Linked DNA regions of Homo sapiens: region 1 is linked to region 2. The links are chromatin contacts, found by Hi-C or POLR2A ChIA-PET in ENCODE. All regions are on one chromosome and are shown on one strand. Each heading gives the region's core, a stretch centred on a gene start or an enhancer-like site at or near the end of the contact. The rest is flanking DNA. Distances are from core to core; before and after follow the strand shown. Region 1 overlaps BACH2 (BACH transcriptional regulator 2). Region 2 holds the start of CASP8AP2 (caspase 8 associated protein 2).

Evidence for each region. Hi-C counts contacts between places; a loop is a spot of excess contacts on that map. ChIA-PET counts read pairs that join two places held with the same protein, here RNA polymerase II (POLR2A). Pooled maps may share reads with other maps.
Region 1: a loop to region 2 is called in a pooled map, with 2.4 times the contacts of the local background. The contact joins the enhancer-like site here to the promoter of CASP8AP2 in region 2. A Hi-C loop is called at or near these places in 1 of 168 maps with a recorded cell type or tissue (naive thymus-derived CD4-positive, alpha-beta T cell) and 5 of 50 pooled maps. POLR2A ChIA-PET finds 5 or more read pairs at or near these places in 4 of 52 experiments (B cell, GM12878, OCI-LY7 and 1 more).

The regions. Positions count from the first base shown.
Region 1 is chr6:90,187,739-90,193,318 of GRCh38, reverse strand. All of the region lies in intron 4 of BACH2 (BACH transcriptional regulator 2), which reads left to right. Among named protein-coding and RNA genes, the nearest start is that of BACH2, 110 kb to the left of the region's middle. Within about 2 kb of position 2,383, at least 2 of the 41 ENCODE cell types and tissues checked have a DNase peak (open chromatin) inside an H3K27ac peak, as active enhancers do; they include B cell, where a contact is called at or near this core.
Region 2 is chr6:89,827,979-89,834,108 of GRCh38, reverse strand. CASP8AP2 (caspase 8 associated protein 2) reads right to left here and starts at 4,229. Exons shown (of 10, transcript NM_012115.4): 1 at 4,003-4,229. RefSeq lists an enhancer at 4,540-4,729 and a silencer at 4,830-4,879.

The sequences.
Region 1 (5,580 bases), core at 1,134-3,633, 360 kb before region 2:
ATTAGGGGCACACTCTCTTCCAGTATGACCTCATTTTAACTAATTACATCTGTAATGGTCCTATTTTCAAATAAGGTCACTTTCTGAGGTACTGGGGGTTAGGACTTCACCATGTGAATTTTGAGGGGACATAATTCATCCTGTAACACCATCTTGCAATTGTCTGCACCTCACTTCTTAATCACAGTCGCCTTGAAGTAAAGCACCATCTTTTCTCATATTCCTTTGTTGAGCACTAGTCACGTGGCTGCACCTGGAGGTGAAGTGGCCTGGGAAATGTAGTCCCGTGCTGAATAGTGATTGTGCTAGATGGCCACATGCACACACAGGAGCCACCCCATCTTTCTCAGAATGTGTATCAAACTCTCCTGTATCTTCCAGTGCTTCTGAGCACACCTGTCCAGAGAGCTCTCAAAAAGGTAATCAGTGTTCAAGTTTGAGAATCCTATTCTAGCATGGCTAGGAATGCTTTTCAGTTAACACCCTAAGGATTTATATGTAAGTGAGTGCCTAAGGTTGCTTACTGTTTTGTTTTCTTAAGAATCTAATATATTCTCAAGGGAATTTTACTTACACTAGGGTTAATCACTTTTTCTTCTTGTGAAACTAGTGAAATCCAAATGAATGAAGTTTAACTCTTAGCCAAAAACTTAGCTTGTGGTTAGAGTGATTTTCTACAGTACAGTAACTTTTTTTGTTACATGTTCTACTATTGCTGAAAAATGATATATTTCCAAGAGGGAGAAAAGGATATTGTGAGTGCAGAAGACGGTTGTATAACCTGCTTTGCTTATCTCAAATGGCTAGACTTTAGTATTTAATTAAAGAAGTCTTGCCTCTCCTATCAAGTTAGTCATTATTTTGAAGGTTGAACGTGGGTTTTGTAAGTGACTAATTGCTTTGTATGTTCCTTTTCAATTACAATAAGAAGTTATGAATTCTCTACATTTAGAACTGCTAAAAATTATTTAGATTTACCTGTTGAATAGGTTTATTCTTTAAAAAAAAAAAAAGGAATCGAGAAAAAATTTCCACTGTAAATTTTTGGATTCTCCAAGGAATTTGTAAGAAATCTCCCATGAAAAAGAGAGTGATAGCAATTTGAAAAGGATAAGTAGTTGCAGTCTGAAAACTCAGTAGGTAGTGTGAAAGCACATTAATACTGAACCATAATATGTAATGTAAGATTTTAGTCATTAAGAAACCACTATATTGCTGTCTTATTGTTCTGTTACTTTAAAACACAGTTTTTACCTAAAGACTTAAAACCCACCAATGGTATTATAAATTTCCTTTTGGTCAAAAAACTGACAGTTGTACTGTAGCAAAGCTAGTCATTTGAACAGTGGCCTTTTCATTTATAATGGTTATAGTTTTTAATATGTCAAAATCTTAGCAAGTATTCGAGTCATTTTAAGAATGAATTAAATCCTCATTCATTTTGATATTATGAATTCAGATTTTAGAGAAGGGTCTAGGATGAAGTTTGTCCTTTGTAGATATTTGATAAATAATCATTATTTTAAGTATTACCATTTTATGGAATCCCTGTTTGCCAGATACTGCATTAGCCTCTTTACAATAGACTATATTATTGCTAATTTTCAAACCCAATTTGCACAGTAGTTGGTATTATTCCCACTTTACAGATGGGGAAACGCAGAGACCCTTAAGTAATGAGCCCAATAATCACGTGTCTAGATAAAGCAGATCCAATATTTGAATTTGGATCTTAGTGACTCCAAAATCCATGCACGTTTCCATTCCGTCACATTGGAATGTCCTAAGCGTATTTGTTGAATTGAATTCGAAATATATTGAGTAAATTTGCAATGAACTAAACACAAATACAAAATCCCAGAATGAATGTTTTAGTTCTTAAAAGAATGAGCCATTTGCAAATGTGCGGATGAATGCAGTAGTTGAAAATTTGTTCCATCTAATCATTAAAGCAAGTCTCTAGGACTTTTACTCGGTGACAGTTTAGTAGACTGCCACTTCCTTAAATATGTGAGCAGTGTTTGATTCAGAATACTTCTTAAATATCCATTATGTGACCAAATTAGAGTTCTTTAGAACTCTTACAGTTCCTTAAAACTGGTTTCTACTTCACACTCTCACACTTGCCCTCCTTTCTGAATGTGGCCAGGTTATGCAGGTCTTACTGATTTACAGAAGCAAACACAAGAAAAGGTAGCCTTAAGTCACGGATGGGCCTGGCCCGAAGGCAAGATGAAGAAAACCAGTGAGAAGCTCAACCAGAAACCTAAAATGAAAGAAAGCTCTCCTCTTGAAACACTTCACCTTTTCTCCTTTCCTAGCAAAATGATAGGCCTGATTTGTGATGGTTCAGAGTTGCTATCTGCATCATTTTCAGTTTCATCCAGTTTACTTTCTCATAGTTTCTGCCGAGCAATTATGGCCAAGCCACATCCCCTGTTTGGAACTTGGTGTCTCCATATGTGAAACAAAGCAGTGGAATTAGATCAGAGTCGTTGGTCTGGGGTCTTAGCCTAGGTTGGCTTCAGGGGTTGTCTCTAAAATGCTGGGAAGTGAATACAATATTTGGTATGCATATACATTTTTCTGGAGGGAGAATGGTTCATAGCTCCCATCAGATTCGCCAAGGGGCTTCAGCTTACAAAGAAATCAGTGGGCCAGATTATCTTTGAAGTCTGTAGGGACTCTAGCATTTTAGTTTTCTATAAATTTTATCGTACACAGACTATCACAGGCAAGATAGTTGAGAAAATAAATGGGTTTTGTTTCCTTTCTACAGTGTGACATGTAAGGGAAACTTGGAGTGTTTTTACTATAGACAACTGCTTTTCTGTTCTGTAAGATAAGTGTTCTGGAATGTTTGTGGATAGTGACAAAATTCTGTTATTAGCAGAAGAGCAGAAATAGTAAATCAATTAGAAGTGATTCACATTTTGGTGATGAATGAACATTTTTTCAGGCCTGAATATTTCTTACAGTTATCTGTAATGGTAGCTTAAAGAGTCATTTAAAATAGCACTTTCCTATTTGGAATCTCAGACGCTTGGAATGTTAGTGCCTAAAAATGCTCAGAGTTGGCTGCTTGCGGTGGCTCACGCCTATAATCCCACCACTTTGGGAGGCCCAGGAGGGCGGATCACAAGGTCAGGAGTTCAAGACCAGTTTGGCCAACATAGTGAAACCCTGTCTGTACTAAAAATACAAAAAGTTAGACGAGTGTGGTGGTGTGCACCTGTAATCCCAGCTACTCGGGAGGCTGAGGCAAGAGAACCACATGAACCCCTGTGACAGAGGTTGCAGTGAGCCGAGATCATGCCGTTGCACTCCAGCCCAGGTGACAGTGCAAGACTCCATCTTTAAAAAAAAAATGCTCAGAGTTAATAGACCAATTCCTACCCCAAAGAAGCAGAGGCTTCAGAGGGGAGATGATATATCTTTGGTTCTTTCACTGCCATAGTCTCTGTTTGGAGAGCATACTGTCCTGCCAGAGAACCTTCTCATATGTGTCATGGCTCAGCAGATTAACCAACCTGAAGCAAGATCCCTATTGCTCAGCAGATAAACAGATGAAAGAATAAAGAAAAATACTTGAGCACCTCCTCCTTCTGGTAGGGAAGAAAAAGAATTAAGTAGCATCCCCTGTCCAGCTGTTTAGTTTGAAGCCAAAGGAAGCCCACTCTTTTTTTTTTTTTTTTTTTTTTTTTGAGACGGAGTCTCGCTCTGTCGCCCAGGCCGGACTGCGGACTGCAGTGGCGCAATCTCGGCTCACTGCAAGCTCCGCTTCCCGGGTTCACGCCATTCTCCTGCCTCAGCCTCCCGAGTAGCTGGGACTACGGGCGCCCGCCACCGCGCCCGGCTAATTTTTTGTATTTTTAGTAGATACGGGGTTTCACCTTGTTAGCCAGGATGGTCTCGATCTCCTGACCTCATGATCCACCCGCCTCGGCCTCCCAAAGTGCTGGGATTACAGGCGTGAGCCACCGCGCCCGGCCGGAAGCCCACTCTTGAAGTGTTAACTTGCACATTCACTATACTGAAACAACATTTTACTACTCTCCAGGAAATCCTAGTTCAATTTAAACAAAGACTGTCTCTTAGATGTTTAGATATGCCTTTTAAACAATCTGTGATCTTTACCTACATTGTTGCTTCTCTCCAAAAAATGTATTTGTTTTTTTCTGTTGGTGAATTTTAAGAAGTTGCTTTTAGACCAAATGTAAATATACAATATAAATTTCTATATGTGTATGTTTCACAGCCATTTACTCTCTCTGTTTCTGTTTAAATTTTAAGCATTTTGGCTCTGTTTTCTTAGGAAACTTTGTAAAAAGAGAGTAATTACGGGTAGGCTGCACTAATATTATTTGTCTTCAAAGTTGCTATGTATAATTCACTATTAAGATTTATTCTCCAGGGTGAGCCCACAATTTAAGGTCAAGAGGAGGCAAAATGTTCAGAGCTAGCCTTTGGAAACTGATGTTGTTTTTTATTTTTTTTTAATCCAATGCTAAAAAACGTAAATACTCAGTCCCCTTTCGCTTTTTTTTTTTTTTTTTTTCATTTTGGGGCCACCAGACCTTATTACTAGATTGGTAGTATGAAGTAACTATTAAGATGTCCAGTTTTTCAGTAGGAGCAGAAAAAGTAAGTATAAAATATTAGCTATATTATTTTATTCAGTTTACTAGAATAAGCTTACAAATGATCAGTGTCTTTTGGTCATGAATGAGTACACAGTATGGCACACAATTTTGTACCGTGTATACTTGTATATGTATTTTTTTTCTTTTTTTCTTCGTGTTTTATTTTTGTTTTTATATATGTATTTTAATAGATATGAATAAATCAGTGCCCGGGTACCAAATAATGAGCACCCTCAAAATTTGAATTTCAAGGAACAGTGGCAGAAAATATCATTTGAAACTGAAACTATCACAGATCAACAGAAAAATGACTGAAGTTAGCTATGTATAAAATTCCCATAAGTTAACCCACACTTAAACAAATTCATGGTGTGTCTACTGACATTCTATACAAATTCATGGTGTGTCTACTGACATTCTATCAGGAAAAATAAAATAAAATAAATGTAGATAATTAAACTTTACATTTTAGAAATTAGAACACATTTATATCAAAAGCAAACAGCTGGCTGCTGGTCTGTATGACAGTCACCAAAAGGAGTTGGGGAGCCTGAAAGTTTTAGGGATGTTCCTGATTATGACAGCCCAACTGGCAGCCATATGTCACCAGTGCATTTTAAGTCTTTAGGCTTGATGACAGCAACCTATGACCACTGGGCTCCCTTGCCAGCACCTTCTGAACTTTGTGATTTTCCGCATAGTGAGACCCGTAGCCTCAGCACTGGGGCACTTGTGCTCTTCTGGGAGCTTTGCTGCTCCTCTAACTGCATGACCTCAGCAGAGTTCCTCTGCCTCTCCAGGCCACAGCCTCTATCTAAAATGTACTTAAAAAGTACTCACACCAAAGATCGGTTGTGAGAGTTAAATGAAACCACTAATGTAAAAGTGCCTACGACAGATCCTGACCCATAGTAGGTGCTCAGGAAATGTTTTAATT
Region 2 (6,130 bases), core at 2,980-5,479:
ACTTTTGTATGCTGAATGGTACTTTTTTTTTTTTTTTGCTTTTGAGGGAATTAATAAGATATAATTAATTGTGTCTTAACTTTTGAAAGAAATTTTTAGATGGAGGCAACTGGGATGTTTGTGATAATAGATAAGAAAGACACCACTGACCTGTAGTTAAATTGGTTTGAATTGCAGATATTCATTATTGAATTTATTCCTGTTTTCTCATACTTTAGAAAAGACACCTGAACAATAAATGAATCCTGGATAGTGTACTGTCCTTCAAACAATGAAGTGATATTAATACTTGCCTGCAGGAGATGCATACTACAGGAGAGAACCCTTAGACTATGTCAGGCCACACTATGAACCTCCCCCCACCTGCCTTTTTTCTCCTTTATGTTTCTGTTACCGTACTAACATTGTGGATTAACGACACTGAAATTCTGCATAATGTGAACAGGATAAACTATTTATAAATCGAAAAAAAAAAAAACAACACAGGGCTTCTGCAGGGAATATTCTTTCCTCAATATTCTACTTTCACTTAGCTCTTCTTTGATATTTTGCTTAAGCCATTTTGAGTCTCCCCTGTCCACCCTCTCTTCCCACTAAGTCAGGCCCTCTGTTATATACTCTTACCCCATTGTGTCCTTTCCCTACATGACCTCTTCTTGAAGTTCATGATTCCATTTTTGTGGGATTCCTGGAGAAATGTCCATCTCACCCAATGGACCACCCAATGGTTCTCCATAAAGATTAGGACCATCCCTGTTCTGTTCCCCAGCTCTCACTGTATCCCCAGCTCTCAGCAGGCCTAGCAGAATGGCAAGTAATAAAAGAATATCTGTTGAATTAAAGAAATACCCAATTTGTTAAAGATGATTCTCATGTTTCTAGCTTTGGAGGACAGTCATGCTTTAACTGCAATGGACAACCAGTGAAGTCATGTTGAGTTATCTGTAGGACATCCAGATAAAGATGTCTAACAGCAGCTGGGGGTGGTGGCTCATGTCTGTAATCCCAGCACTTTGGGAGGCCAAAGCAGGTGGATCACGAGGTCAGGAGTTCAAGACCAGCCTGACCAACATGGTGAAACCCCGTCTCTACTAAAAATACAAAAAAATTAGCTGGGCGTGGTGGTGCGCACCTGTAATCCCACACTCGGGAGGCTGAGGCAGGAGAATCGCTTGAACCTGGGAAGCGGAGGTTGCAGCGAGCCGAGATCGCGCCATTGCACTCCAGCCTGGGCGACAGGGCAAGACTCCATCTCAAAAAGAAAAGAAAAAAAAAAAAGGCCGGGCGTGGTGGCTCATGCCTGTAATCCCAGCACTTTGGGAGGCCGAGGCTGGTGGATCACCTGAGTTCAGGAGTTTGAGACAAGCCTGGCCAACATGGTGAAACCCCATCTCTACTAAAAATACAAAAATTGGCTGGGCGTGGTGGCATGTGCCTATAATCCCAGCTACTCCGGAGGCTGAGACCAGAAGAATCGCTTGAACCTGGGAGGCAGAGGTTGCAGTGAGCTGAGATCGTGCCACTGCATTCCAGCCTGGGAAACAGAGCAAGACTCCGTCTAGGGGAGAAAAAAACAAAAAACAAAAAGATGTCCAACAGCTGGAAATGTCATACAGAAAAGGCATGGTAGGTATTATGATTTGGGACTCATCAGCACCTTAGTGATACGTGAGATTACACTCTTGAAATCATATAGGCCAGTGATTCTCCTGGAAGGAGAGGAAGGAGAGGAGGAAGAAAAATGTATCAGAATCTCTTGGAAAATGGGTCTTTTTCACTTTTCCTCACCTTCTCCCATTTGAGGATCTCGATATATGAGAGTTGCTACCGACAGAAGTGATGCACCTGTGAAAGTGTAGAGGCAAAATTTTCCAAGTTGAGAACTATCATGCTGAAAAAGAGTTTGTATTGGGAGGCCGAGGCAGGCGGATCACCTGAAGTCAGGAGTTCAAAACCAGCCTGGCCAACATGGTGAAACCTCATCTATACTAAAAATACAAAAATTAGCCTGACATGGTGGCACACACTTGTAATCCCAGCTACTGGGGAGGCCGAGGCAGGAGAATCGCTTGAACCTGGGAGGTGGAGGCTGCAGTGATCTGAGATCGTGCCACTGCAACTCCAGCCTGGGTGACAGAGTAAGACTCTGTCTAAAAAAAAAATGTTTGGCCGGGCGTGGTGGCTCAAGCCTGTAATCTCAGTACTCTGGGAGGCTGAGGCGGGCGGATCACAAGGTCAGGAGATCTAGACCATCCTAGCTAACAGGGTGAAACCCGTCTCTACTAAAAATACAAAAAATTAGCCAGGCGTGGTGGCAGGCGCCTGTAGTCCCAGCTACTCGGGAGGCTGTGGCAAGAGGATGACATGAACCCGGGAGGCGGAGCTTGCAGTGAGCCGAGATCGTGCCACTGCACTCCAGCCTGGGTGACAGAGCGAGACTCCGTCTCAAAAAAAAAAAAAAAAAGTTTGTAAGCAGATTTACTCATGCATAATCTTTTCTGGGACAATTCCAATGGATTCAGATGTGAAAGCAAAGTAGACAGGAGAAGGATCACATAGCCTTTCGTTATAGGCAGTCTGAAGGAAGTTTTCTTTTTAAAATTGAGAGAATGTGGCTGGGCGGGGTGGCTCACACTTGTAATCCCAGTACTTTGGGAGGCTGAGGGCAGTCTGATCACTTGAGCCTAGGAGTTCGAGACCAGCCTGGGAAACATGGCAAAACCCAGTCTCTACAAAATACAAAAATTAGCCAGGCATGCTGGTGCACACCTGTAGTTCCAGCTACTTGGAAGGCTGAGGTGGGAGGATTGCTTGAGCACAGGAGGTCAAACCTGTAGTAAGCCGAGATCTTGCCATTGCACTCCAGCCTGGGCTATAGTCTCAAAAAAAAAGGAAAAAAGAAAAAGAAAAATCATTACGAAACTGAGAATGTGTCCTTAATGTAGACGCTAAAAGACAAAAAATAAAATTTAGAGAAAAACACAAGCATTTGTAGAGAAAAACAGGAAAAAGCCAGAGAAGACAGTGTATTTTTACACTCATGGGAAAGGCTAATACAGCAAGACCCCAGAAGAAGAGGTAAGGGGCAAATACTAACAAAAGCTATCATATACGGCACATTTACTATGTTCCAGGCACTAACCTAAATGATCTAAATACATTATTCACTTAGTTTAAATCCTCCCCAGAGTTCTATGAGGTCCATATTATTCTTTTCCCCATTTTACAGATGAGGAAAACACAGACGATCAAGAAATTTGCACAAGGCAACCACCTGGTAAGTGGCAGAGCTGAAATTAGACCCCAGGTCTGTCTGTAAAGCAAGATGGCCAAAATCAAGAATATTCAATACAATATAAATGTTTTTGGAAAGAAGGCCATCTCTTGTAAAACGGAACGCCAGGAAAAGATAATTGGAGGGCATAGCGGGGATAGGAAGGGAGATGGGAGAATCCCTGCCATGAAAGCCTCTGTCCCCCTCCAGTCAAAGAGGCGCTGAGGGAGATGGGGGGGAAAGGCCTTGAGGAGAGGCGAAAGGTTTGCTGCTGGAGGTGTGGAGAATGGAAAAAGACCAAGGAAGAGTCGAAGAGTCAAAGACAACTTGATGCCTGAAGCACAAATGCTCAGCTCCTACGAATCCTACATTCACATCTGAGTTAGGGCCTACTATGTGCTAGGAATGAATCTAGGCGCTGTAGAAATGAAAAACTTATTTAGGCATGTTGGTTTGATGCCTAAATAAACATTTCAGAAACAATCAACATCAATGATCACCTGACACTCCAGGAAACCCATTTCTCCAAAGAACTCCATCCGAAAGATTTTAAGAGTATATTCCAAGGAGAGACTGGATGGTGGGGGGGAGGGGCAGGACGAGAGGCCGAAGGGACAATTCCTGGGCGCGCCCACCCATAGTCCCCGCCCAGACCCTCTCGAAGGACCACAGAGGGACGCAGGGTGCAAGCCCTGAAGCTGCACCGGGGGCGGAGGGAACGTGGCTACCTGCGGCCAGACGTCAGGCGCGGCCCTTCCCCGACCTACTTGGCCGCTCCAGATGGACTCCCTCCGACTCTCTGGTTTCCCAGGGGCAGCCGACCTCCACTCGGGGGACTACCGCGCCATGCAGCCTCTTCCTTAGCAGTCCCTCACGGACCGGGCCCCTACGACAACTTACCCGCCCTGCCCGGCCCAAGACAACCCGGTTCCTTTCTGCCCACCGAGGTCTCCCTGGCATCTCCACCAATACCAGAGCGCTATCAGGGTATGGAGGCGGGACTGAGTGCCTACGGCCAATCATATCAGACGCAAAGCACGTCGCAGCGCCCACAACTAGTTCCCGCCTTTGGAAGGGAAAAAAAAAAACACGGTTGGCGCCAAACTCCAGTAATCTTCCTAGGGCTTTAAGAGAGAGGGGCGGGGTGTAAGGTGGCGGGGAAGGCGATGGGGCGGGGCTTCAATAGGAAGGGGCTGACCTGAGTGGAGGTAGGGGCGTGGCCTGAGAGAAGCTTTTTAGTGAAAGACAGGAAGCCTTGAGAGGTCTGTCATTTATTTAATACTTTATCTTAAAATTCTGCTGTCAGCTGCGTGCGAGACAAAGTGCTGGGCTCGATTACGATGAATAAATTTGTTCCCTGCCCTCAGACGCGTTCCTGGATGATAGGCAGACAAACAACTTAGCTTCGGATGTTGGGAGCCTTAAGGAGGGGATACTAGTCTAGCGGGGCAGGAGAGAGAAGAGCTTTTTACAGGGTGGAATACCTGACTTGCCTTATAGAACCTGTAGGAATGGGGGGTGCCGGTAGGTCTAGCCTCAGGAGCTCAGCCTGAGCATTGATAGGTGCGAAAATAAGGCCACCTTCCTCGGCTACTTATAGTCTGCCTATATTCATCCCTACCCATTTCCTCGTTTGTCCACTTAGCTTTTTTTTTTCTTTTTGCTTTCAGACAGGGTATCGCTTTGTCGCTCAGGCTGGAGCGCAGTGGAGCGATTTCGGCTCCCTGCAACCTCCACCTCCAAGGCTCGAGAGATCCTCCCACCTCTGCCTCCAGAGTAGCTGGGACCATAGACGCGAGCGACCACCACCCCTGGCTGTTTTGTTTCGTTTTGTTTCTGAGATGGAGTTTCACTCTTGTTGCCCAGGCTGGAGTGCAATGGCGCGATCTCGACCCACTACAACCTCCGCCTCCGGGGTTCAAGTGATTCTCCTGCCTCAGTCTCCCGAGTAGCTGGGATTGCAGGCATGTGTTACCACGCCAACCTAATTTTTGTATTTTTAGTAGAGACAGGGTTTCGCCATGTTGACCAGGCTGGTCTTGAACTCCTGTCCTCAGGTGATCTGCCCAGCTTGGCCTCCCAAAGTGCTGGGATTAAAGGCGTGAGCCACCCACGCCCGGCCACCCCTGGCTAATTTTTTAAAATTTTTGTAGAGATGGGGTCTTGCTATGTTGCCCAGGCTGGTCACGAACTTCTGGGCTCAAACAATCCTCCCACCTCAGTCTCCCAAAGTGCTGGGATTACAGGTGTGAGTCACTGCACCTGACCCCATTTAGTCTTAACTGCCATATCAACCAATTTATTTTTATTTTTATTCTTTTTTTTTTTTTTTTGAGACGGAGTTTCACTCTTGTCACCCAGGCTGGAGTGCAGTGGTGTGATCTCAGCTCACTGCAACCTCCGCCTCCGGGGTTCATGCGATTTTCCTGCCTCAGCCTCCCAAATAGCTGGGATTACAGGGGCCTGCCTGGCTAGTTTTTTGCATTTTTAGTAGAGATGGGGTTTCGCCATGTCGGGCAGGCTGGTCTCAAACTCCTGACCTCAGGTGATCTGCCCGCCTCGGCTTTCCAAAGTGCTGGGATTACAGGCGTGAGCCACCGCGCCTGGCTTTATTTTTATTATTTTTTTAGAGACAAGGTCTCAGTCTGTTGTCCTAGCTGGAGTGCAATGGTGTGATCATAGCTTACTGCATCCTCAAACTCCTAGGCTCAAGCAATGCTCCTACCTCAGCCTCCCAGGTAGCTGGGACCACAGGCACACAACACCACACTCGCCTTTCTTTCTTTCATTTTTTTTTTTTTTTTTTAATATAGACAGGGTCTCGCCATGTTGTTGCCCAGGCTCGTCTCCAACTCT